Linked DNA regions of Homo sapiens: region 1 is linked to region 2. Evidence: chromatin loops called from intact Hi-C (ENCODE). Cell type or tissue: transverse colon. All regions are shown on one strand. Each heading gives the region's core, and the rest is flanking DNA. Links, peaks and the distances in the headings are about the cores only. Region 1 holds the start of LOC124904683 (a long non-coding RNA gene). Region 2 has its middle 73 kb from the start of LINC00906.

Region 1 (8,329 bases), core at 96-8,095, 640 kb after region 2:
ACTGAGCCTCCCGCTGGGTGCTGTCCAGACACAGCGGCCCTCCCTCCAGTTCTTCACGGCTCCCAGTGAGCTGGGGGAGGATTTTGAGCCACGCGGCAGGGCCTAAGGATGCCCAGAGGGAAGGAGAGGGGCTTTCCTTCCCACCCTGGTGTCCATCCAGTCTCCCCAGTTCAGCCGGCAGGTGTGCACCAGGGCAGCCACCCGTTGGTCAGGCACCATGCTAGCTCCAAAGCCCGCTTCCTCCTGGGAAACTCTTGGAAAGCCGGACGTCCTTTGTGCCCTCAACCCCCATCCCCCGGGCGGTTTCGGTCCTAGCCTGCCGGAGGAGGGTGCCCTTGCCTAAAGGCGGATCCGAGTTCCCCTAGCCAGAAGGCCGCGAGCCTCACGTCTCTCTCTCCCTCTTTGCATTTTAGGTAACAAATAAGGATGCAACTAAAATCAGCGTAAGTGTGGAGCCCAGCGCGGGCCGCGGGAGACCCCTTCTGGCCGCCTCGGGTCCCGCAGCTCCCTCCCTTAGCAAGCCGCGGCGGCCGCGCATGTGGGGCCGCGCAAGTAGGGCAGCGATCGCAGCCTTGCATCGGTGGCTGCTCGGCGTGTCCGGGCGCCATCTGTCGCCGGTTGCAGGGTCGGGTTCTCTTTTGTGTAAATCAAGGGTCCAAGGCTTGAGTCCCCTAATTCGGCTCGGCGCTGACCTGTAAAACTCCCCTTGGTCGGACTGCGCGCTTAGGGCCTCTCGCGCCTGCCAGCCTCCGCTCTGCGGGCATTCCTCCTAGCACCGGGAGCGCGCGGCTGCTCGCCCTCGCCGCGACCGTGGCGCCAGCTTCCCGCCCCCTCTGCCCCGCCCTGAGCATCTGCTCTGCGCCCTCCGCTGCAACCCTTTATCCTCCGCCTGGATTGCGGGTCTGGGTGCGGGGTGTTGCAGGCTTGCAGGGGACGGGGTAGGGGGTGGTTGTGCCAGGCTGCGAGGGGCCCGGGTCATGGGGTTGCTAACTCTGGGAGGAGATGCGCCCAAGCTTCCCACCTGGAGCGTAGAAAGGCCTGGAGATGACGAAGCCTCCTCGTGGGCTCGGTTCAGAGGTGAGGGCTCCCTGGGTGTTTGTTGAGAGCCGTAGAGCAGTACTTCCCGAAGTCCCCACCGGGGCGCAGGGGAGGAGCACTTCGCTGGGGGGCTTCTGGAGATCCCGCGGAAAGGCGGGTTGGTAGCAGGTGGCCAGGGAGCCAGGCAGCAGCCTCAGCGTTGCTTGCCTTCTTAAGAAAGCACAGTGTTAGCTGTAAAGGGCGGGGTCCGGTGACAGGGTGGCTTTCCTTAGGAAGCGATTCGGGCAGGCCCTCCGTGCTCCGGGAGGTGAGGAGGGCCGGCTGGGGCGGGACTGTCGGTTGGAGCGCGTCGGGGCGGGAAAGACGTGGGGAAGTTAAGGAACAAGGAATCCAGCCTGGGGTTTCCTGAAGGTGCAGGAGGGAGGAAGGAGAGGTGGACTCTGCCCTTCTGAAGCGCCAGCTACGGGAAGACAAGCAGTGTTGGTTTGTATGGGCGGGGCAGATGCAAGGTGGGCGTTTGGTTAACGTGATGGGGACGTGGGGACACAGTCCAAAGAGCTGGCTGCCTGGCGTCCACGCAGAGTTGGAAGCCCTATGCCACTGGGTAGACGCGGGTGAAAGGGAAGCCGGATCGTGATGGTGGGCAAACCAGGATCCGGGAAGTGTTGGGGTGCGCGGATGAGGGGGCGCGACGGCCAGGGTGGCCAGAAGAGTAGGTTTGGGAGCTGCCCAGCCCGGCCTCTAACCCTGCTCTCTTGCAGACCGTACGCGTCCAGGGCAATGACATCTCACACCGGCTTCGGCTGTCTGCCGTGCGGCTGCAGGACGAGGGCGTGTACGAGTGCCGCGTGTCGGACTACAGCGACGACGACACGCAGGAGCACAAGGCCCAGGCGATGCTGCGCGTGCTCTCGCGCTTCGCGCCGCCCAACATGCAGGCCGCCGAGGCCGTGTCCCACATCCAGAGCAGCGGCCCGCGTCGCCACGGCCCAGCCAGCGCCGCCAACGCCAACAACGCGGGCGCCGCGAGCCGTACCACCTCCGAGCCCGGCCGCGGCGACAAGAGCCCGCCGCCCGGGAGCCCTCCCGCCGCCATCGATCCCGCAGTCCCCGAGGCCGCGGCAGCCTCGGCGGCCCACACGCCCACCACCACAGTCGCGGCAGCTGCTGCTGCCTCGTCAGCGTCGCCGCCATCGGGACAGGCGGTCCTGCTGCGCCAGAGGCACGGCTCGGGTAAGGGATCGCGGAGAGGGGGCGCACGCGCGGGGATGGCGCAGGGCTAGGGCTGCGCCGGGACGCCCCGGGGGGCTCCGGACCCAGGACCCGCCCCCTGGGCGCATTTGCATATGCATACTCCTTCCTAGTTAGGTCGGGAGCGCCCCCCCCAGGGCCTTCTTCCCGCGGTTTCTCTGTCTTTACTCCTGGCCTCTGGAAGCATTTCTGATGTGCATTTATGAATGGAGGAGGGGGCTGCCCTGCCAGCTACCTCAGGGTACGCTGGAGGCTGTAGTGTGGGGAGGCGACCTCTTTTGGGTTTGGAGAACTGGACCCTGAGGGCTGAGCTCCGATGGTGGCAAGGGGCCAGTACTCAGCCACCACCGGTGGTGGAAATGAGCTATCCCCAGATGGGGGCACTGGCACCTGCTGGAGAGCGGGAGGCGGTTAAAACTTGAGTTGCGTTGGTTTCTATTTTGTGTGCTCGATTGAACAGACTTTGTCCAAGGGTGTGGAGGGGCCTGGCTGTGTAACCTACGCCCTCTTTGGCTAAATGCAGGATGGCCCTAGGCAGCAGCTCTGCACTCTGCTGTAAATCGCAGATCCTCTCCCTTTGGCTTTGGGGTGGGGGCAGTAAGGACTGAGCCCTAAGCCACTGTTAGGAAGGCACCCAGAGGGGAAGGCTTGCTTTCTTAGGGAGCTGAGAGGCTGGGAGAAGGGATTGGGGATGGGGGGCGGGATGTGAGAAGGCAGAAGGAGGAGAAAATGATGGCTTGACTACCCCCTGGTAGGCAGCTCTGGGGCGGTAGGAGCCATTGGCAGAGGCAGGGGTGGGGGCGGTGGGGGGCGGTTATGGAGGGTAGAAAGGCTTGCCCAGTGTGCCCCTCCTCCCAAGGCATCCCCCACTCTCTCCCCCTGCTCCAAGCTGGGCCTCAGAGCCCACCCCAGTGCCTGACTGTGAGCAGGTTGCTCCCTCCCTTGGCCCCTCTCCTCAGTCTTGTTTGATGCAGAGTCCCACAGGGAGCATCTCTCCTGGCCACATGGCCCTGGGAGCCTGGCTTTGGGTACAGGTGCATGTGAAACTTCCTAGATGTGATGGAGCACATTGTCACACCCCTACAGTGGTAGTTCTCAAAGGGTGGTCTTCCTGCAGGCTCCTGGACTACCTGCAGAATCCGCTGGGGCAGGTCTTCATGTCCTTAGTGTCACCATCTCATCCTGCCTCCCTGGCTAACTCTCAAGCCCTCCGACAGTTGAGCCTGCAGTCTGCCTGGCACATCAGTTCAGTTCTGTCTCTCATTTAGCTCTACCCACTGTAGCAGCCGCCTCAGTGCGTCTCAGGCTATTGGCTTGATCCGAAGGCCTCATCCGTCTTGGATGCCACACAGGAGCCCACAAGACTGTCCCTCAGGCTACTGGGGAAGGTAGGGACCTGCAAAGAGCCTCCACAGCCCAGCTGGGAACTTTCCACCCTCTGCACTAAGATATCACTAGGTGCTGTGACAAATAAACCCCAAAAGGCCAGTGGCTTGACACAATTCAAATTTAATATTCCTCGTTCATATCAAGTCCTGCCCTGGAGTGCCCCAGGGCATGTGGCGGCTCTGTTCCATGCAGTCATCCAGGGACCCAGGCTGAGAGTACCAGCCTCAGCAGGAGGCTTCCAAAGTCACTCTGGGCATGACATAGAGCCAGCAGACCAGTGAGGAGAGACAGAAGCAGCCCTTGTCAGCTCACTGCCCTAAGAGAATTAAGCCCTAATACTCTCAGGCATGCATTGTGTATGATGAATCAACTTGTTTCATATGCATTTAGGACGGCCCTAAGTATGTATCATTCTTGGGAGACTGAGAAAACAGCCACTCAAATCTTTCTGGCAGCGCTTAACTCTCTCAGAGAAAAGCTGGTTTAGAAAAATGGCAAGGCGTTTTTTAAGGGCTAGGTCTAGAAGTGGTAAATATTACTTCTACCCTCTTCCATCGGCCAGAACTCAGTCACATGGTCCAACATGGATGTAGGGCCCGCTGGGAAATGTAGTCCTTGGTGTGGCGGCTGCTTTCGGGCCTCATCTCTTCACAGTGCAAGGGGAGCGTGACTCTTCGAGGAGTTAGCCATCTCTGTTCAGCATACAGGCAGTGCTCAGGGAGAGTTCCTATTGACTTACAGAGCCATTGGCTTAACTGATGCTTGTTGGTGAAGAGAACATCCTTCTTCCCCCTCCCCTTGGGCCCCAGCAAGGAAATGTGTGCATTACAGGCTGGGACGTACCTCTAGGATATTCCTGGAGGATTTGAAAGGCAGAAGTTCCGATGTAGGTTGTGCTTCCACCACTTACTGGCTGTGTGATTTTAGGCAAGTGACTTACCATCTCTGAGTCATCTGTAAAATGAACAGGATAATCTCTCTGACCTCAGAGGGAGCTTGGTATGGAAATTGCTGCACATATATGTTCATTATTATCACCCTGGTCATTAGCTGCACTAGCTGGAGAGGAGAGGATGGGCAGATAAAGCTAAAAGGTTGGCAGTTGGAAGCCAGGCTATGGAGGGCCTTGAATGCCAAGTGGAACCAGCAGTTGGTTAAAGACCGGTCAAGACCATGTGAAATAGATCTTTGAGAGTGGACTTGGTTGTGCTCACAAAATGATAATGAGACCAAGGTCATGAGCGCACTCCTGCTTGAATCTCCCTCTTCCCTTGGCCTTCAGCCTGAGTCCCAGGCCCAGCCACAGATGACCTGACTGCCTGCCATAGCCAGTCTGATCTCCAGTCTCGGTGCTGGCCATGGAGGCTGAATGAGAGAGTGAAGATGCTCCAGGACATCTCATCCAGGGAAGGTGGGCCAGTCAGTGCCCTTCTTCCCAGAAGATATGGAGGTCCTCAGGTCAACTCAATGCTGATGGCACAGTGCCCAGTGCCATCCCAGCAGATAGGACCTTGGGCACCCACCAGCCACGGGGCCATATGTTAATGCCCATGTGGGTCACTCTGCCTTCCCTGGAGGGGCTGATGTCCACTGCCATCTAGAAAGCACAGCTTGCCTGGATCCCAGCGGGGCTGACAGCAGCACCCCTGGGATAGAAGTACAGTGGCCTCTGAGGTCTCTGTCACCCCCTAACCCTTGCCAGCTCCTGAACTGGCCAGGAACTGTGTAGACACATCTCAGAAAGAACCTCCAGTCTCTCTCCAAGTCTCCTTTGGGGTGCCCAGAAGGTGGGCCTTCAGCTGGGAGGTCAGAAAACCTGTGTCCCTCACTCTCCAGGTGAAGCTCTCTTGAGAGTGGTTCTGCTCCAGGCACTCTATGTCCCACTCTGGGCACGGAAAATGGATGGCAGACCTGTCATTCACAAACACATCCGAACAGCCTTGATGCCAAGGAGGGAACCATGCTCAGTCTTGTGTCCCACCTCACCCCGGTCACCCAAGGCCACCCAGGCTGTGTGCTGTCAATGTGAAGCCTGCAGACTGTGTTTTGGAGGATGGGCATTAGTAACCTTTCTGTAGGGCTGCATCACCAGCCAGTGCCCCGAGCTCAGCTGCTGGCACCAGGTACTGCTGAGCGCCCTGAGAGGCAGCAAGCCAGCTGCTTTGCTCGGAACCACAGCAGCCTGAGCTGCAGAGGGAGCTCGGGGCAGACGACCTTGGGCCTTGCCTCCCAGCCACTCAATTCTAGGCAGCTTGATGGGGAGGGGTCCAGAAAGGACCGCTGCCTCTTGGTTAATAGTCAAGAGTGTTTGCAGAGGATATCAACCAGGGTGCTGGCAGAGGCACATGGAACATTCAAACAGGGTCACTGGGGGGGATGGAAAGAGCGTATGTACCAAGGTGTGGACAGGGTTAGGGCAGCCAACAAAGGATTGATGCAGGTCCCCGGGGCTGGCATCAGTGGGAGCCATCAGCAGACCTAGCCTAAAGGTCTGGGGGCAGCTGGTAGCACCCAGAGAGTAGGAGGGGAGGCACACAGCCAACCCACAGTCACCCAGCAAGGATCTCACTCCTCCTGCCCTCCATTCCCTGTCTGGGCCTCCCTTTGGCCAAACCCTCCTGGAACCTGAAGGCAGGGGCACCCAGGTGGTGCAGGCTGTAGAGGTCAGCCCTCAGGGGCTCACAGCAGAGTGGAGAAGGGTGGGCTGAGGACCTGGGGGCACTGAAGAGGCTCATGGCCAGGCACAGTGGCTCACGCCTGTAATCACAGCACTTTGGAAGGCCGAGGCGGGTGGATCACCTGAGGACGGAAGTTTGAGACCAGCCTGGCCAACATGATGAGATCCTGTCTCTACTAAAAACACAAAAAATTAGCTGGGTGTGGTGGCAGGCACCTGTAATCCCAGATACTTGGGAGGCTGAGGCAGGATAATAACTTGAACCTGGGAGGCGGAGTTTGAAGTGAGCCGAGATCGCGCCATTGCACTCCAGCGTGGGCAACAAGACTGAAACTCTGTCTCAAAAAAAAAAAAAGAAAGAAAGAAAGAAAAGAAAAGAAAGAGGCTCAGGACACTGGCCATTTCAGATTGGCAACAGCAGGGGCGGTCCCAGTACATCTCCCCAAATAGTCCCCCATTAAGCGATCGTTCCTGGAAGGAAGTCAGAAAAAAAGTCCCTATTTTTTAAGTGAGCCACTTTGGTAATGCCACGAAGGAGAGAGGGGGGACTTCCTCCAGCCCTCATCCATTAGCTACCGCACAGCCAGGCAAGAAAGCCCTTCCCATGCCACATGTGTACCTAATACACCCAAATACATATTTGCACTAAAAGTTGATGTGCAAAAACTCATTCATTTCACGTCTCATTTGTCAAGAGACATTTTGGTATTTGTGCTTAAAAATAAACATGGACTGCATTAGCAGAGCAGAGCAGGCGCAGGAGGCTGGGCCCCGTCTTAGCTGTGTTCATAAATCTGGCTCCTAATTAATCTGAATGCTGACCCATTTTTCGTGAACACTTTGTTGCTGGTTGCCATTTCTAGAAAAGAGAGAGAGAGACCAAGCAGAGTATCTTCCAGACTAACACTTCTAAATGGAAAAGGCACCGCAGTAAAGTCTAGCGCGGCCTCAAAAGAATCCAGTTTGCAACTGAATGGCTGGTGTGTTGGCCAGAGGTTCCCCTCTGCAGGGACGTTGGGATCAGAGCAGTGGCGTGTGAACCTCTAATTAGCCTCAGGGCTCTGGCTCCAAGGAAAGGCACCATGGCCCCCACAGAGAGCCGGCTGGATGTGGCAAGCTGCTGCTGGGTGCCCACACGGAGAACTGGCTCTCAATATTTCAATTAATAATGAGAGAAAGACAGCCAAGGCCATGGGTATGATGGCTGTAGAGAGGCTGTGGCTGCTGGGAGCCGTCAAAGGGGAGCATCCGCGGATGTCGCCATGGCAACCGTAAACCGTGACCAAAGGGGGCCGTGGGCAAGGTGGAGACAGTCACTACATCTCGACCCATGCCCCGGTGGTGATAGAGCTGAAGGAATGGCACACACGTGACCCAGGAGAATCGCGATGCAGCAGAGTCACCAGCAGTACCAGCAGGCCCAGGACCTGTGGGCCCTGAGCAAGCCATTGAGGCAGCCACCTGGTTTTCCCATCTCCCCGGACCCACGAGGACCCAAAGGCCCTCACCTTAAATGAACAATCCACTCTTCCCCCAAGTTCCGATGTGACATGAGAATTATAATTAAGAAGAAAACAAATCTGGCAAGGGATGTCCCAGAGAAGAGAGGGCGAGGCTCTCTGAGCATCCTGAAAAAGAAAATTAAAGGATTTCATAAAGGAAATGGCTGAGCCTCACAGCTGGCAAGCAATGCCTGCTTCATCCCTAACAGCAGCAATCTTACGCCATTATCAGCGACATGGCATCCTCTCCCCCAGCAGCCAGTCACTGGGAGCCTTCTGGGCCCAGCCCCACGCTTGCCATAAGGGGGAACCAGAGATGGCAGTGTGGACCCAAACTTAAAGGAGCCAGGGCACCCAGGTAATTCCAGGACAAAGCAGTCTGTGCTGTGCCAGCACTAATCCAGCTGAGGCAATCAGGAGAGGCTTCCTGTAGGTGGTGTGTGACTTACAGCTTGAAAGAAGCACCTGAGGC
Region 2 (8,329 bases), core at 100-8,099:
CCTCAGGACCCTGGGCAGAGTCCCGGCTCACACAGGACCCCTGGCTCCCTCAGGACACTGGGCAGAGTCCCGGCTCACACAGGACCCCTGGCTCCCTCAGGACACTGGGCAGAGTCCCAGCTCACATAGGACCCCTGGCTCCTTCAGGACACTGGGCACAGAGTCCCAGCTCACGCAAGACCCCCGTCTCCCTCACACCCGCTGACTGATGAATTCCTGTGTGTTTTGTATCCGTGACCCAAATCAGGTAAAAGCTGCATAGAGAAATGGGAGGCGGTGGGCACAAGGATCGTGCGACGCCCCGCTGTGGGTGTGGGACCTGCAGCCTCAGGGGCATGCGGGCTGGCAGCCACTGTCTCCATGCCGGGTACGTAGATACTGCCATCACCTTGGGGTCAGCATCTAGGGCCCTATTGGAGCTCACACTCAGCTCTACTGGGCATCAGATTCTGTCTGGGATGCACGGCGGGAATTAGAGACATGGGTTGGAAGTGGGGCTCAGAGATCAGAGACAAATGTGGCCAACTGAAAATCAGGCTGGGCTCCAGCTCCGGCTGCAGATGGGTGGAAAAGTCAGAGGTGCAGCAGCTGCTCCCCAGCCGCGAACGGCTGGTGAAATGGGAATCTGATGGAAAGAGGCTGCACGGTGCTCACCTGAGTGGCCAGGCCTCCAGGCCCGGCGAGGGGGACTCTGAGGTGAGCAGGTCGGAGGTGCTCCTGGTTTTCCCATCAGCCCTGGTCAGTGTCTGGGGGATGCCCAGGAGAAGCAGCAGAAGCCCTGGGTCCCTGCTACCCATGGAGTCTAGAGGGCCGAGCCTTTGCCCTGGGATCGGGGAGCCAGGGCATCACAGACACCTCCTGCCTCATGCTGTCCCTGCGCCCCGGGGCATCACTCAGAGACTCCTCCATGGCAAGGGCGCTCTGTCTGGTGCCAGCCAGGAGCCAGGGGAAGATTCGATTAGGAGACTATGGGTGCCTTCGCAGGCTTTCAGGAAACTCTGATGGACTCATGAGGCCTCTCTTTCCTGGTAGTGGCTCAGGGGTGCTGCAGTGTGTGGCTGGTGTGCTCCACGTCTGTCTTGTCTTCCAAGGGGACTCCCTGGATCAGAGTTAGGCAGGGACAGGCGACCTGTTTCTGGGATCTCCAATCACTGCCACTGGAATCTAAGGGGACTCACCCAAACCCACCCACAGGGCAAGCAGCTCTCCTCGCAAATCAATGATGTTCCAAATGAGTTTTTCCAGCAGAGCACACAGAGACCCCTCTTCAATAACTGCTTAATATCTGTAATAGGTCTTATTAGTGTTTTCTAAGATAGAGTCCTGTTGAGAAGGCCGGCTGAGCTCCCGTGTGTCTGGCATCTGGCTCGGCAGAAGGGATTTCCATGTCTGCTTGCAGGCTGGGGCCCAGTCTGGCTCTGGATGGAATGCTGGCCTTGCACAAAGGAAGGGAGCTACAGAAGGCAGGATTCAGAGGCTGAGTCCCCCAGGGATGGAGGACACAAGATGTGGAATGCAGGTGTCCTGTGAGCAGGGGCAGGGAGCACGGAAGAGGGCAGTCTCAGGCTGTGCAGAAGGAAAGGCAGCAGCAGCTGCCCCGGCCCTCTAGGCTTCCTGGGTGAAACCCTTGGCTTTACAAAGACCCATCTCTTGAGGGGCATTTGGGGTGAGGCAGGATGGAGAGGCCCTGGAGTAATGATGTCAGGGCATGTGAAGGAAGAGAAGAAGTGGTTCTCTGTGCTGGGTTTTGGCAGAGAAGACTTGGAAAGGATTTGAGTTAATACATTTTAAACAATGAGTTTTCAAAGGTTGTTCCAGGCAGTCTCTGTAGATGCCTCTCACGGGAGGAAGACATCTCCAACCACATTTCAGGAGCCAGCCCTGCAGCTTTATCCATGCCAACAGCTGAAAACAGCGCCAGGCAGCAAATGTGCAAAGAAGCGTGTGGAGATGCCATGGGGATTCAGGCCTTCAGCCTTGCCCTCCAGGAGATGACCACATTGGAAAGTTCTGCTCCACCGAGCTTTTGTAGGCGTTGTCAGAGAGCAGAGCGGTTCCACACCCTGCATTGCAACGGAGGCTTAATGCAGTGGCTGTGACTGTTCCCTCCACTGGGGAGTTCAGCGCAGAGCTCCCCGCTGCAAGGATCTGTCTCTAAGCACCTGCCTCCCCGGAACAAGTCATCACGACAACCAAGAGAGCTTGCAACCGAGACTACACAGCCCTCATCCTTGTAAGGAAAAAAAGTGACAGGTATTAAATAGTGGCTATTTGAGGAAATAATAATAAATATCTTTGGCAGAGTAAGGCTGATGGCTGCTTGAGTCTCAATGGCTGAGACTCTGTCAGCCTTCCCATTATGAAACCCATTTTTCAGGGTTTATAACTTGAAAGTAAAAATGTGCTCCAAGCAGAAGAAACCTGGCACACGAGGTCTTTGACCAGAAAGAGGGACCTGAACAGATTAGTTCAGATCAATTTGAGATTGTAAAGAAAATCTGTCCTGAGTGTGCACATGGGTCTGGCACTGGGACGAATCACCCAATTTTGGTTGCAAGCAAGTTAACGGTAGGGGAATGTTCATGGAAATCTTGCCCAGAAAGTACCTGCCTGATGTTTAACTGGAAGTGCCTATAGGTGGGTCAAATTCTGGGCAAAGAGCATTGGCCCAGTGGCTGCTGGAGAGTAGAGGAGGGGGCACCTTTGCCCCTAGAAAGAGCTCAGATAGGATCTGAGGCTCTAGGAACTGTGCCCGGTTTCCTGACCTTTCTGAGGGAATCCATCGAACCTGGCATCTAAAGGCCATTCAGTGCTGACTGTCCTCTCGATGTCATAAGTCAGATTCCTGCTTCTAGGTCATCCAGGTCCCAAAAGAATTACTTTGCCTAATAAATGAGTACCCAAATGGGGAACCCTGGTTCTCCATCATCAGATGCCTCCACTCCATTTCCCAAAGCCCTTGACAAACAAGGTAACTGGATTCCTGTCCAAATGCAATGTTCAAGGTCTAGAAAATAATCAAATGAAATGAAATATCCTGTTCAACACTGAACAGCCTTTAGACCGTCAGTATTGCTAATAGCTCGTGGTGTCTTCCTGATAGAACTGTGGATTCAGCAGTGGGCACGCATGCCATTTGCATCGATTGTTTGTCATTAGAGGGTGGAGATAAGTGAGCTGTGGCAGCACTCATGCTTTCTGGGAATTCTCAGTTCCAGGGCACGTGGTCCAAACTCTTAGCTGGGTTTGGTTGGGAACCTCCACAGTTGAAGCATCTTATGGACCAGCTTAGCAGTTTAAAAACATTCTTCTATTTTATTTTATTTTATTATTTTTGTATTTTTTAGTAAGTAGGGATGGGCTTTACCATGTTGGCCAGGCTAGTCTCGAACTACTGACTTTAAGTGATCTGCCTGCCTTGGGCTCCCAAAGTGCTGGGATTATAGGCGTGAGCCACTGTACCCGGCCTAAAAGCATTCTATTTTTTTTCCTGTGGGAAATTTGGAAAGTATAGAAAAAAAACAGGTAGGAAAAATTAAATACCCAGGCTGCATCATCTGTCCATAATCTGTAGCTAGCCAGTGATAACATTTTTAAACTCCATCCAATCACTTCTCAGTGATACAGAGCAATATGCTTTACAAAAGTGAGATTCTATTGCATGTTTTTTACATTCTGATTTATGTACTTAGCATTGTATTAGGTGCATTTTTCTGCCTCCATAGATATTCTTAGAAAAATACCATTTAAAAATTAACTCCATAATCTTCCCTTGTATGGATTTTAAATATTCTATTTATGGACGTATTGTTGTTCTTATTTTTTGCTATTACAAAAAATGCCTTGATGGGCACCTTTACACATAAATACTTTTATGCTTCTGATTATTTCTTTAAAATGCACTCCTGGAGGCTCCTAAAAATGACTGCATCAAATAATGAACGTATTACAAGTTGTTCTGATACAAAGTAAGACACCAGCCCCACCACATACAGTATAAAATGCTTCTGCTTTCCTGAAGGCAGAGGGTTTCCAAAACAAAGCTGAAATTCTTGGATAGGTTACTATGGCCATGCCTCTTTTTGCTTTTTTTTTTTTTTTTTCTGTTGTGGAGGTAAAAATACCAAAATAATATTAGTCCACTTTTCTGTGTTGGTTGGTAATATTTCTTCATAATTCCTCCTTCCCTTCCTTTCCTAGTTTTGGTTCATTGAGAGCAGTTCGCAGTCCCACCCTCCTGCCTTTGACCATGACCATATGACTTCCTTGGCCAATGTGACATGAACAGACACGTGCCAGAAGCTTTAAACGTGTGTGTGGAGTTTCTGCCCATCCTCTTTCCCTCCTGCCCTCAGCCATGACGAGAGCATGCCCCGCGAGTCACTGGGCCCAGAATGAAGAGACATATGGGACACACTTAAGCCCTAGTGTCACTCTGGAGCCCAGCCGGCCGAGCAGCAGCTGATGAGCAGTAGCTTATCCATGAATGAAATCTAAATGAATGTGATTTCAGCCACAGAAATTTGGGAGAGGTTTGTTACACAGTATTATCACAACAAAACCTGATTTGAAGAGCTTTGTTTTTCAGAGGAGGAATATGAAGCTTAGAAAGATGAAGCAATTTGACCAAAGTTACCCAGAAATCAATCGAAGAGTCCTGTTGAAACTCAAGTCTGCCCTAGTTCTCCAGGCAGTGTTGCAGCGTGGTTGGTGCACACAAGCATGGTTTTATAATATCCTGTATGCTGGCTGGAGTTTTAGGGGTTTCCACTGATGCCTATGGCAGCTGTAGGCCTGATATCCTGCCCCACTCAGGAAGACAGCAGCTATCGTAGACGAGGTGACGGACAGGGCTAGAGCAGGGCCTGGGGAAGATGGCAGCAAAACAGCCGGTGTGAAATGACTGGCCCTTTAAGTTACTTATTACAACGAGTAATTCATTTAGAATTTGAGAAAACGAATGTCAGAATGTGGTGCTTCACACACATGTGGATTCATATGTGTGAACCTGAGCTAGGGAGTCACACTGCTCAGTGTTAAATTCTAGTTCCTTCGCTCCCCAGCTTTCTGACTTATAAGTTATTGGGACATCTGTGTGTTTCAGCTTCTTCTTCTATAACATGGGATGACAGGAGTGCTTTCCTCATACGAATGATGTGATGATTAAATAATACTTATAAATACATGGAAGAGTGCCTGGCATATAGTAGGCACTCAATAAATATTAACTAATTACTAGTTTTAATATCTGCCCTTCATAGCCCAGTGGACTTGATCTAAAGCACTGGCCACTTTAGCTTACTTTTTCTGCTAATTGAACCAATTAACCATCCCATGGTTAAGGTATGAGAGTTTCTGAACATAAAATCAGCCCTGATTATTTGGAGTTGTGTTCCTTTGATCATTAGTAAGTTTGGACGTGCAAATTGGCAAGTGGTGTGGCTGGGGACTTTGCCAGCAAGCAAGATGTTTAAAATCATATCTCAATCTCATCTCCAATTTTGCCTTTATCAAAATCCTCTGATTATAATCCAGTTGCACAGAGCACGAGACTGATGTGCATTAGGAATCCCATTGGCCCTGAAATCTCTAAAGCCTCTTTCTGTTTGGACTCCACACATGAACACATGCCATTTGCATGTTTCAAATATTGAGTGTCAGCTCCTTAAAAACCAGTCAGCAAATAAATGAACAGGAAAGAAAGATATGGATCTAGGCCTGGATATTATAGGTGATATGAATTTATGGCTGTGGCCAGATTGCCAGAGTCATCTAGGATTTAGCACAGTTGTCAGCAGCAGGTTAGCTCACAGGGAGTCTTCTGGAGTCTGGGATCCAGCCAAAGGCCAGCAAGACAACTAGGGAACAGAGGTGGAAAAATTGGCTAGCTCTGCTGATTGGTCAGATGCTTGGCCCCACCGCAAGTTAGTTTTGTTACTTTGAATGGATGATGCCGCTTCCTGCTGACTGAGCTCAGCCTGGTTCCTTTCTCCTGCTCCCTGCAAACTCCATTAACTGCTGGAGGCTGAGACTGAGGCCTGGGCCTCTCCTTGGACCAAACCTGCATGTGCTCCTGGTGATACATGAAACAGGAGAAGTGGGGTGGAGGTGCAGAAAGTGAAGAGTCCTAGACGTCAAGTGGAAACTTGGTGCCAATTACCTTCTTTTTTTTTTCCTGCCACATCCACCAAAGCCAGGAAATTCCTTTCTTTGTGGAATCTGCTTTTCCAATGGAGTTTCCCATATGATTAAACACTTTGATTATATATATATATATATATATATATATATATATATATATATATATATATATAGTTTGTTTGTTTTGTTTTGTTTTTGATGGAGTCTCACTCTGTTGCCCAGGCTGGAGTACAGTGGCACAATCTTGGCTCACTGAAACCTCCACCTCCTAGGTTCAAGTGATTCTCCTTCCTCAGCCTCCCGAGTAGCTGGGAGTACAGGCGCACGCCATCACACTTGGCTAATTTTTTGTATTTTTAGTAGAGATGGGGTTTTGCCATGCTGGCCAGGCTGGTCTCAAACTCCTGACCTCAGGTGATCCACCCACCTCGGCCTCCCAAAGTGTTGGGATTACAGGCGTGAGCCACTGCACCCGACCCAATTACCTTCTTATCCAGAGGAAAGGAAAATCTCCCAGTCAGTTGCCATCCTCTTGAAACCTGGAGGTGTCTGTTCTCTGTAACTGTTTCCCCTGCCTGTACCTATTATAGTGCTTACTGTATAACGAGTCCTCAATCATTGTTTACTTTTATCTTTTTCCAGGACTGATAAGTGTGTTGTGCTCAAAAATACTTAGAAAGAATTAAATAATCACATAATCTCTGAGTGAAGAGGGACTTTGTAGGCAGCTATTGCCTGTCTTCCGTGATGTATTTAACTGGCTTCTAATGCAATTAATTCCATTGATGGGCAGCCGTGATGCTCAGATGCTCTTTATTATTCTGAGTGGAAACGTCCCTATTTTTTAGCAGAGTGAGGGGAGAAGGTGGCCCAGGCCTTGTAGACATATCCTTTACCCCCTTCTCCATCCTCTCTCATTACAGATGAGTCTTTGGCTCAGCAGAATGGGCCTAGGTGGAGCTTGAAATTAATGAAGAGATGCTGCTTCCAGCTTTTTGAGCAAGAAGAAGTTTGGCCTCCAGTTATTACACCTTGAGGTCAGCGGGTATCTCAAGTCTGAGTAGTTATAAAAGTGAGCTGATGTAGAAACACCACCAAAGCAACGTTTTATCTAAATATTTCAGATCCCCCATTATAAATCATTTATTATGATTACCCTTTTGGTGTCATGGAATGAGATGATGAGCTTTTCTTAATGAAGTATTTCATAGACATATTTTTTCCATTTATCTTGGTGTTGGATGCTATGTGACCTGAATGGCAAATGAGGAAATATTTGTGCAACTCCTGAAATGCACACATCTCCCCATGCCAGAGTGCAGGAGCGGACAGGGCTTTCCCTGGCAGCAATAGGAGCCCGGTCCTGAGTAGGGCCTCTCCAGCCTGACTGCACCATAGCAGGTGACATCTGACTTGGGGTGTGCCATGTTCCCAGAGCTGCTTTTTTAAGGAGTTTGGTGGGAGCTGGAGGAAGCATCCACATCTTTAAAAACAAACCTTAACTCGTGAGAAGAAAAGTGGTAAACATTCAAACACAATTTGAACTTTTAATTTAGCCTTGTGAGTTCATCTATATCCATTTCCAGGAAAGGTCATGGGCTGAGGTGTGGTGCTTCACTGAAATAAATGCACTTTGGAGTTGACAGTAACCAAGCAAGGCCAGGGACCCTGAGGAGACCCCTCCCCACACTTGCAATGATCAAACATGCTACATCTTAGAAATTGGATCTGCCGGTTTATGGCAACTTGACGTAAAATGTGTATCTCAGGTCAGGCTGATCTGATTTAAATATCTTAGTGTTAGGCATTCTCTATCTGACATTGTGAAAACGCATATAATGGAACCAAGATTAGAATATCAAGATGACAAGAAGGATTGTACCTTGAAGACAGTAAAAGTCACTTGCATTCTGGGGTTACACATTTAATTTAAAATAGTTTTATTCCCTGTTCCTAGGGTCCTTGTAACTCTCTCCTCTGCTATATTTATATTAAATAAATAATTTTAAATGAGTCAAAGTGTCTTGCTCCTTGGCCCACTATAGAATGTCAGTGTTCCTTTTCAATATTTCTACTTCTTAGATCCTGCCTTCACCACAATGGGGGTTCATACAGGGTTGGAGTAGGTTGTTCTTCTCACCAAGTTCCCAAGCCCACATAAAATGGCAGCATCATATTTCACCGGACC

Evidence for each region. Peaks named below come from ENCODE experiments on the same cell type or tissue, not always from the same donor. Only the 100,000 strongest peaks of a DNase experiment are listed, where the experiment ranks them.
Region 1: a loop joins it to region 2, with 10 times the contacts of the local background. A loop is called at or near these places in 3 of 110 quality-filtered maps.

What each region holds. Positions count from the first base shown.
Region 1 is chr19:29,528,020-29,536,348 of GRCh38, forward strand. VSTM2B (V-set and transmembrane domain containing 2B) reads left to right here. Exons shown (of 5, transcript NM_001146339.2): 3 at 414-443; 4 at 1,800-2,271. It overlaps LOC124904683 (a long non-coding RNA gene), which reads right to left and starts at 1,261. Exons shown (of 2, transcript XR_007067215.1): 1 at 1,022-1,261. RefSeq lists an enhancer at 6,355-6,855. In transverse colon, for the core only: CTCF peaks have their summits at 468 (motif pointing left) and 671; no DNase peak of the experiment used is centred there; H3K4me3 peaks cover 954 bases; H3K27me3 peaks cover 6,219 bases.
Region 2 is chr19:28,888,428-28,896,756 of GRCh38, forward strand. No RefSeq gene overlaps it. Among named protein-coding and RNA genes, the nearest start is that of LINC00906, 73 kb to the right of the region's middle. In transverse colon, for the core only: no CTCF peak of the experiment used is centred there; no DNase peak of the experiment used is centred there; H3K27me3 peaks cover 972 bases.